Regions from separate parts of the Mus musculus genome. Here regions 1 and 3 are each linked to region 2. Evidence: chromatin contacts called from ENCODE Hi-C or POLR2A ChIA-PET data. All regions are on one chromosome and are shown on one strand. The core of a region is the stretch at or near the end of the contact, and the rest is flanking DNA. Distances in the headings are between cores, read along the strand shown. Region 1 overlaps Fbxw11 (F-box and WD-40 domain protein 11). Region 2 holds the start of Fbxw11 (F-box and WD-40 domain protein 11). Region 3 overlaps Fbxw11 (F-box and WD-40 domain protein 11).

Region 1 (3,161 bases), core at 268-2,767, 52 kb after region 2:
GGGAACGGAATTTTTTTGTCTCATTTTTTTAAGAGCCTGGAACATGAATATGCAAAGCACTTAAAACAAGGAAGGACAAAGGCACATCAAACAGATACATGAGCTGACCCTGGAGTACCCACTAGGCAAACTGAGCAATAAATCCCAGTAATCAAGATGCAAAGGCAGGCAGATTTCAGGTCTGTAGAATGAGTTTCAGGACACCCAGGTCCATACAGAGAAACATGCCTTGAAAAACCAAAAATATTTTAAAAATACAAACATACGTATATATTTATTATTGCATTTATATATTTATATCTAATATTAATTAATTTATCTTAATATTAATGTTTATCAATTAATATTAAGCCAGGCATAGTGGTATATGCTTTACTCTCAGCACTTGAGAAGCAAAGACAGTAGGGTCTTTTTGAGTTTGAGGCCATCCTGGTTTATGTAGTGAGTTCTAGGGCAGCCAGGGAAAACAACAAAACAACAAAGTTTTTGAGTGGAAGTACTGAGGATTGGTCCCAGGGCTTCTTGCTTGCCAGGCAGGTGCTATAGTGCTGATCTGTGTCTATTGCCTCCAGTTTGTCTACAGTGTTCTTAGAACTCATGGTAGCCCAGGCTGCTCTCAGACCCGTGGCAGTCTTCTATGTTAGCTTCAGTACAAGATACCACATCCAGCTAGGCAACCCTTAGTATATCGGTAACGTGTTTGTTTATTGAGATGGGGTTTCCCTGTGGTATCTTAGAACTCACTCTGTAGTCTGGGGTGGTCTTGGACTCAGAGATCCACCTGCCTCTCTTTGCCTCCCTCTGCTGGTATCAAAGAGATTCGTCACCTCACAGTTTATAATTCCCTTTCTAATACTGAGAAGTATGACTCAGAGTCAAAGCAATAAATACACCACAAAGCAATAAATACACCACGGCTAGAGACTAAGAAACACAGAGAGCCCTGGAATGAAACTATCTGGGGATACAGCTCAGCTGCAGAACGCTTGCCTAGCGTGCATGCAGTAAGGGACTGGATTCAGTCCCAGCCACTAGGGTGGAGAAAAAGAATCCTGAGAATATTCTCCTCACACATGCTCTGGGCAAGGCAGCTCAGGGGACAAAATAAAGCATAACTGAGTGGGGTGGGCGGGCCTGGGATGGAGGCATCAAACTTTATACGGCCTACTAAAGAGATTTAAAGTAACCTGCTTTTCAAATGTGCATACGAGTGACAAAAGCTAACCATATGCTAAATCACAAATAGAGACGCAGCATAGACAAGAAGACTAGAAAATAGTAGTTTGTGATTTAAAACATCCTAAAGCCAGGAATAATTCCTATAAAGTTAATTCTTCAAAAACAATGCTACAGAGCCACACAGCAGCCTGGCATTCAGGAACTGCGAGTGTCTGTGGACTGGCTCTCTGGGGACTGATCTGGGGTTTGAGGCCTGCAGAGGCTGAAAGCATACACGGCTGCCTTAGTGCTCCTCAGAGAGCTTCCCTTCCCAAGAACCAGGACAGATTTCTTTTCCACGTGAGCTAGAGAACCTACTTGTCTTACCCCATAAAAAGGCTTTTGTGTGTGTTATTTTTGGAGGTGTCTGACCTATGCATGTTTTCCAACAGCAAGACCCAGTATAAAGTTTGATGCCTCCGTCCCAGGCCCGCCCACCCCACTCAGTTATGCTTTATTTTGTCCCCTGAGCTGCCTTGCCCAGAGCATGTGTGAGGAGAATATTCTCAGGATTCTTTTTCTCCACCCTAGTGGCTGGGACTGAATCCAGTCCCTTACTGCATGCACGCTAGGCGATCGTTCTGCAGCTGAGCTGTATCCCCAGATAGTTTCATTCCAGGGCTCTCTGTGTTTCTTAGTCTCTAGCCGTGGTGTATTGCTTTCACTTGGAGGTTTTTTCTTGGGGCAGGGAGATCTTCTTAAAGTTAGAAAGGTTTATTTCTATTTATTTACAATATTTTTTGGTTTATTTTATTTTATTTTTTGTTTGTTTTTTTTTTTTTTTTTTGAGACAAGGTCTCTCAGCTGGGTAGTTGTGGTACACACCTTTAATCCCAGCACTCTGGAGGCAGAGGCAGACAATCTTTGTGAGTTCAAGGCTAGTCTGGTCTCCAAAGTGTGTTTTAGGATGGTCAGGGCTATACAGAGAAAGACTGTCTTGGGAAAAACAAAAAAACCAAAAAAAAAAAAGGGGGGGGGGAAGGAGGGAGAAAGGGACAGAGACTTTGTGTAGTCTCCTACTGCATTAGCTAGAACTTGCTGTGTAGACAGCTTGCCTTAGAGTTTGCAGAGATCTGCCTGCTTCTTCCTTCTGAGTGCTGGGATGAAAGGTGTGTGTCACCACAGCCCCGGCCTCTGTAAAATTCTTGGATGTTAGGTGATTGATTGGTTCTGTGTCTGTGATAGCTGTGGGAGCTCCTCAGCTCTCTTCTTCCATCACATGGTCCCAGGCATTGATCTCAGGCCCTCAGGCTTGTGGGGAAGCACCTTTCCCTGTGCTGTCTGTCTGTCTCTGTCTCTCTGTCTCTCTTTCTCTCTCTCTGATTTCTGACTTTTGGGGTAACACCTTATTAACAAGTTTCCTTATTTATTTGAATTAATTTTGGGAAATTTGAGAGGCTCGTATCTAGAGTCATTTGTCTGTCTGGTTGTTCTAGCACCATTTGTTGAAAAGGCGTTGTTCCTTGCCAAGATTAAGATGCGCTGGCCTTAAGAATGTGGTCCATATCCTGCTGTAAGCATCGTTACAGGATGGTTTTAACTTTTTCAGCTTTTTAAAAAAATGTATTTTTATAGTGAATGGATGTTTGCCTGTGTGTATGTCTGTGTGTGTGCCTGGTGCCCTTGGAAGCCAGACCAGGGCCGCAGAAGCCCCAGGGTCTGATTGTCTCAGGAACCCAACTTTGTTCCTGTTTTTCACTTTGTTGTTTGTTTAATCCCATTTGTGGTCTTATGAGGGATTCATAGACGTTTTAGGATGGATTTTTCTTTATTCCAAAAGCACTTGAGATTCTAACAGACATTGCCTGACTCTTTGGTAATACTGACTGCTTAAGTCTTGTGTTCTCTGGACACAGGTTATCTAGATGTTTGTGTCTTTAATTTCTTTTAGCAACATCATCTGTTAGTTAAAATTAATGATGATTACAGATATTTGTGAGCCA
Region 2 (2,985 bases), core at 178-2,677:
TGTGGATGTATACAGATTACTGTAATGCCTTGCTCCCTGGGAATCGTTAGAGTACTAAGTCATCCTCTTTACAGGGGCAAAGAATTGAAACAAACTTGAGAAGCAGGCAAGCAGGCACTGCTACTGTGAAGTGGGCTGGGTACAATGAGCCAGGCCCTTGAGACACTTTATAACAGCTCTGACTGCCAGGTCTCCTGTAAACATAAACAACTTAACAGTCCGTCAACATTAGACAAGGCCATTCTGTGGCCTTAGCTTATGGATCAAGACAAAAACAAGACCACCCCATAATCATTTGTGAACACAGATAAAACATGGACATTGTCCAAGTCCCTGAAACACAGCTACAAGACTAAACACTTGAATCTGGCTAACAGGAGAGGCTGTCAACAATTACTGGATTAGTTTTAATCTAATATAACTTCCCATAGATAAGGCTGAGGTGCCCAGTCTTATACCCCCACTTCCCGGCAGTATCTGCTCCAAAGCCCCTTCAAATCCTTTTCTACATTACCTAAGGTCTCTTACTGAGACGTCCCTGCTTCATCATGGTGTATGTTCATTTCTACTTCAGCTAGGAAAAAACCCACCTTGTTCAACTATCAGCGTGTTCCTGGGGGCTTTTGGTTCGAGGGTATTGACAGACTTGGAAGTCACAAGGAGTTAGAGGTTCTCTGAAGTCTCTAGATGCGTTTCTTCATATCATTTCTAACTCTTAGTCAATGTCTGCTGTCTTCCCACTAGAATTAAGCTGAATAAGAACAGAGGTCTCTCCGGTCATTCCCAGTGCTTAGGGCAGTACTAGTAGAAACTGAATGCTTAAAAATAAGTGTCTTCGGCCGGGCGGTGGTGGCGCACGCCTTTGAGGAGGTGGAGGCAGGCAGATTTCTGAGTTCGAGGACAGCCTGGTCTACAAAGTGAGTTCCAGGACAGCCAGGTATACAGAGAAACCCTGTCTCGGAAAAAAAAAAAAGTGTCTTCAAAATGTATAGCTTCTTTCTCATGGCTCAGCTCCTCCCAGTCAGTGTGGCAGATCTCCACACACCGCTTTCCCAGCTCAGTCTCCAAACTCTTAGATGCCCATCTTCCTTTAATTGTGTCTTCGACCTCGCGGGCCCCCTCCCACACTTCCTAGTGCAACCTGGGACCCACCTGTCTCCACCATCTGTCCCTACCAAATGCAACACACACGGAACGGCAGCGCTGCAGCCTAGACGACTAGTGGGCACCGCAGACACCCACTGCGCATGTGCGGAGATCGCTCGCTCGCACTGCAAAGATCTCCGACAAGTGAGGAGTTGCCTCGGAGTTTCCGTCCAGGTCCGTGCGGCTACGGGCTGCCAGGAAGTCAGGAACGACCAACCGGAAGAAGACCTCGCGCGCGAGGATTTCTGGGACAAGTAGTCGCGGCGCTCGCGAGGCCCTATCGCGAGCAAGCCCTAGATACTCCAGCTCTGCACGTCCGGCACTCACAGCCCTGCGCTCCCCTAGGTGCTCTCTCCGGTGGCAGAAGCCGGCAGATTGGACCAAGCGGCTTCTTGCTCCCACAAAGCTGCGCGAGCCGCCGCGGCTGCCGGGAGTTGTAGTCTTCGCTGTGCGTCCTGCGTCGGCCGAGGGTGAGGGCGGAGCTGCGGGCGGCCCGGGCGGGCTGGCAGCTAGAGTGGGTGCGAGAGCTGCCTCCACCGCCGCCGCCGCCACCGCCTCCTCCGCCCGGGCCGATCGCTGCTGAGCGGAGAGAGCGAGGCGGGGCCGCCGGGGCCGCCATGGAGCCCGACTCGGTGATTGAAGACAAGACCATCGAGCTCATGGTGAGTGCGGCCCACTGGCCTTCAGTTCTTCCGGCCGGCCGGCGGCCGGGGGGCCTGCCCACCCCGGCGTCCGCGCCAGGCCAGCCCTCGTTCCCCGCCGCCTGGGCCCGGCCGCCCCCCTGCTATGGCTCGTTGCTGACGCTTCGCGCTCTTGGGCCGGCACGGCCTCCACTCCCCGCGGCTCCCCCAACCCCCTCCTTGCCGGGCTCCGGCCAGTCTCCGGCGCCCCAGCCTCGCTCCTGCCGGAGCCACTGCTCACTCTTGCCTTGCCATCACACTCTGTTTTTAGAAGGGGATTTCTTTTTCCCTTCCCTGGATTCCTCTGGCCGGGCCTGCATCGCGCCTCCCAGCCTCGCTCAAGCTGAGGGTGATGGTGGTGGAAGGGAGTCCGAGACCAGTTGGAGCCGCTTCGGCCTCCATAACCTAGGCGCGGGGGGTGGGGTGGGGTGGGGTGGGGTGGGTGGTAGGGGTGGGTCTCAGCACCCTCGCCCCAAGCTACCGCTGTATGGATGCCAGGATAGCCCCATTGGACTGGGATGTTGGGGGTGCCTACGAGTCTGAGGCTGTTCCGGATAAGGGGCCTATTTTCCGGGCCCCTGCGGTGTCAGGCTTCTTGGACAAAGGGTTTCCTACCCTGCCGTGAAGGATGTTTGTATAGCAAGGCCCTAGGTACTCTTGAATTCCATCCCCCAGGAAAGGGAAACCATAACTTTTATCATTTGGGAAATGAGAGGGGAGGGAGAAGAGGTCGCGCTCATCACTGCCACCCTCTCTTATTTTAATAATAAAAAATGGGAGGGGGGTTTCTTGGCCCACGGATAAGCAGCGATCCCTGTACTGTTAGGAACCATTGGTAGCCAGCCTGGTCAGGTCTCCCCGGACACCCCTAACCCGTTTCTGACCTCAGACTTGGTGCTAGAAAGGTTTTTGGAAACAGGACTCTGAGTCTGGGAAAGTGAAGGATTTGCTCATTGGCGGAAGAAATAAAGTATGGCTGACTGGTATTACCTGCCAGTTTGAACGTGAGGGAAATCAAACTGGGCCCAGGAGAGTTGGGGAGGAAATCAGCCTCTGCAAATGAACATACAAAGGGCTTCTTCCTGTGAAAACCTTGATAGTTTTCTTTGTATCTCTACTGATATAGTAACAACTAGTATCTGCTCCACAGTATTAAGAA
Region 3 (2,851 bases), core at 95-2,594, 34 kb after region 2:
ATCCTGATGTGAGTTGGATGAAGGTAATGGTTGATTTGGTGAGAAGGGAATTACAGGAAATCAATGCAGATTTCTAAATCAAGAAACCTAGGAGAGTTTTGAATTTTGTGATTTCTTGCTTAGCAGAATTATGACAACATACCTCTGTGTATTGCTTTAAAAGAATTGCCTCTCTGAGAAGGAATTAGGCAGGAGATTCAGAATCAGGCAGGAGATAGGCCAGTGAGAGCCTTTGTGAACACTCTGCAAGCTGGCCAGTGAGAACACAGGATGGTGGCAACTACTTTATTTAATTTGTGGTTCCAATGGTAATTACCCCCTTTAATAAACTTTCAGCTTTTGAAAAATGTCAAAAAGTTGTTACTCTTGCCTTTTACCACCTTCAAGTGCTTGCCGGTTGGTGATGAATCTGGCAGAATCAGTAAGCAGCGAGCACCTTCGGTTCGGGTTCCTTGGCCAGTGCTTTGTTTGCCATTAGAGTGAAGAGGTATCCATCCTGATTTATATTTGCCATTAATACTAGAGCCTAGTATGAATAATTCCATGTTTTCTATGAATAATCTTAAATTAGAGTTCTGGACATTAGAAGTAGCTAAATATGAAATTGTGACAAGTGTATATTGGAGATTTTATGGCCCCTGGGATGGTCCTTGTGAGAGTCTGTGGGGCTTGAAGATGAGGTTGTAAGAAGAAAGGCTTGCTTGGCATTGCTGACGGTTGGTGACTAAGTGGGTCAGTACATATTTGTTCATATTGGTAAATACGCTATTCAGGGTCAATTCCTCAGACCTACTATAACAGTAAATAAAGATATTTAAGATATTTAAAAATACACAGGAAGGGAGGGAGGAGCAGTCAGATTGTGAACATAGCTGATGAGAAGATAGTTTCTATTATTTTAAAAAAATAACAACTTGAGTTTCCAACCAAGTCCTGAAATTTAAATTAGAAGCAGCTCAGATCAATTACTGTTAAGGTTTTAGCTGCATTTTATTTGATGTTCTTAGATTAGTGAGTATAGAACTTTTGGTTTTTGCACCTATTCAAGTTGGGCCCGTGTCTTTCTGTTTTTTTAGGCTTAGGGCAGCCTTTGTAATAAGGACTTTCTTATTACACAGTGCATGGATTTCCTGCAGTAGCCTTTTTTGTTGAGTAAAGACTGTTTCCAGCAGTGTGTCTGGCTAGTTACCCATAAGATAACTGAGTATGGGATGGAGCACTCCTAACATTAGACTTTTAACTTGCACTGTCTTAGTCCTCATCTTGCCCTGGAAGGTTGCAGGCCTGCTGAGCTGAGAGCGGAGATGTCTGACTAGGAGGCTTTGGCAGCTGCTTTACAGCGCAGGTGGGAGGTGCCTGGAGCTGCTGTCTCTGCAGTCCCTCTCTGAGGCAGATTGTCAGCTGTGGAGCTGCTGTTCTAATTTAGGATTACTAGGATCAGCCCCAACTCAGACCTGACAGTGTGAGGTTTTTCGACCAGAAGTTGCATCTCTTTAAATCTATTTTCCTATTCTGAATATTGGAAAAGTAATGTGCATAATGATGGAAGTGCTGGTGAGCTGTGGTTGGCGAGGCGACCTGGTCACATCTCAGGGACCACTGCCGTCATTCTACAGCATCTGTGGTGGGTGGTAGGAGATAAGCTCTGGGAATTAGGCCTTTAAAGGTTGGGTTGGTTGGTTGGGTGGTTGTTGTTTTGGTTTTTTGCTTTCTAAATAAGAGTTGGACATGCTGGCAGACATGGGAAGGCTCAGGTTAGGATCATGAGGTTGAGACTAACCTAGGCAGCACAGTGAGAATTTGTCTCAAAAACAATCAATCAAAAACCCCAAACAACACCAAAAAAGCAGTGCAAGTAAGATGTTCAGTAGGTAAAGGTGTTTGCTACTCAGCCCAGATGACCCGGAGAACCCTGTCAACCACATGGAGGACAAAAGGAGAGTTCTGACTGTTGTAACCTACCCCTGGACCTCTAGGCCTGTACCATGGCATGCGGGTTTTGTTCTCAGTCCCCCACCCCAAATAAACAAAACTTACAATAATAAAAGAAGCCAAAACAAGCAAACAAAACTCTTCTGGAACATGCAAATTTATGTCAGACTTTAAAAATGGTGTGAATCAGGTTAGGTGTATAGTTCAGTAGCAGGATGCTTTCCTGGAACTCATGAGTAAGTTTTATAAAGGAACAGGACCATTTACTGAATAAATGAAAATTGATTGCAAGTGAGCTTCGTTAATTTGGTATTAGTCAGAAACTGCTGCTGTGATCCTCTTGCTTAGGGTCTGAGTGATTTTGTGATTCAGCAAACTAAACAGTTCAGAAAGAACATCAATCTGTGGGTAGGAATTCCACTCATGAATCACTTGCCTGGCAAAGGTCCTGGGTTCAGTCCCAGGACTGCCAAAATGAAAAACAACAAAATCACCAAGAGAGTCCTAAATTGAACTATTGAGGATATTTGGGACTTTATTTAACTTGAGTAATCCATGTAATTAACATGTGATGTGGGTCTTTTCTCTGACCATACAGTCTGATAGAACTACTATTTCAACTAGTATGTGTAATAATGTGTGTAACGGGGCCTCTGGGTAGAGAGCTCATTTTAATAGAATCACTCACATGCCTATGGACCTTAGATAGCTGGTGTTCAAACAGATCATCTGTAGACCGAGATAGTGTGCTCTTCAGGACTTACTGTGAGACTTTACCGTGACAGTTGTCATAGTAGGAACGGGTTAGAGGAGGTCAAGAGATGGCAGCTACTTTCATTGTATTTTACAAAGCTGTTCTCATGTCTCTCTGAGGTTGCTTCTCTCTGTTGCAAAATGGTTGGACAACAGACTCTGTCCT

What was found. Hi-C counts contacts between places; a loop is a spot of excess contacts on that map. ChIA-PET counts read pairs that join two places held with the same protein, here RNA polymerase II (POLR2A).
Region 1: a map of left cerebral cortex shows a loop between it and region 2 (4-fold over the local background). The contact joins the enhancer-like site here to the promoter of Fbxw11 in region 2. A Hi-C loop is called at or near these places in 18 of 37 maps with a recorded cell type or tissue (adrenal gland, gastrocnemius, heart and 4 more). POLR2A ChIA-PET finds 5 or more read pairs at or near these places in 5 of 5 experiments (Patski and embryonic stem cell).
Region 3: POLR2A ChIA-PET joins it to region 2 with 40 read pairs in embryonic stem cell. The contact joins the enhancer-like site here to the promoter of Fbxw11 in region 2. A Hi-C loop is called at or near these places in 4 of 37 maps with a recorded cell type or tissue (heart and left cerebral cortex). POLR2A ChIA-PET finds 5 or more read pairs at or near these places in 4 of 5 experiments (Patski and embryonic stem cell).

The regions. Positions count from the first base shown.
Region 1 is chr11:32,693,045-32,696,205 of GRCm38, forward strand. The region is part of intron 2 of Fbxw11 (F-box and WD-40 domain protein 11); the gene reads left to right. Among named protein-coding and RNA genes, the nearest start is that of Fbxw11, 52 kb to the left of the region's middle. Within about 2 kb of position 1,518, at least 1 of the 3 ENCODE cell types and tissues checked has a DNase peak (open chromatin) inside an H3K27ac peak, as active enhancers do; it is left cerebral cortex, where a contact is called at or near this core.
Region 2 is chr11:32,641,128-32,644,112 of GRCm38, forward strand. Fbxw11 (F-box and WD-40 domain protein 11) reads left to right here and starts at 1,428. Exons shown (of 13, transcript NM_001271347.1): 1 at 1,428-1,808. The coding sequence starts at 1,764.
Region 3 is chr11:32,675,655-32,678,505 of GRCm38, forward strand. All of the region lies in intron 1 of Fbxw11 (F-box and WD-40 domain protein 11), which reads left to right. Among named protein-coding and RNA genes, the nearest start is that of Fbxw11, 35 kb to the left of the region's middle. Within about 2 kb of position 1,345, at least 2 of the 3 ENCODE cell types and tissues checked have a DNase peak (open chromatin) inside an H3K27ac peak, as active enhancers do; they include left cerebral cortex, where a contact is called at or near this core.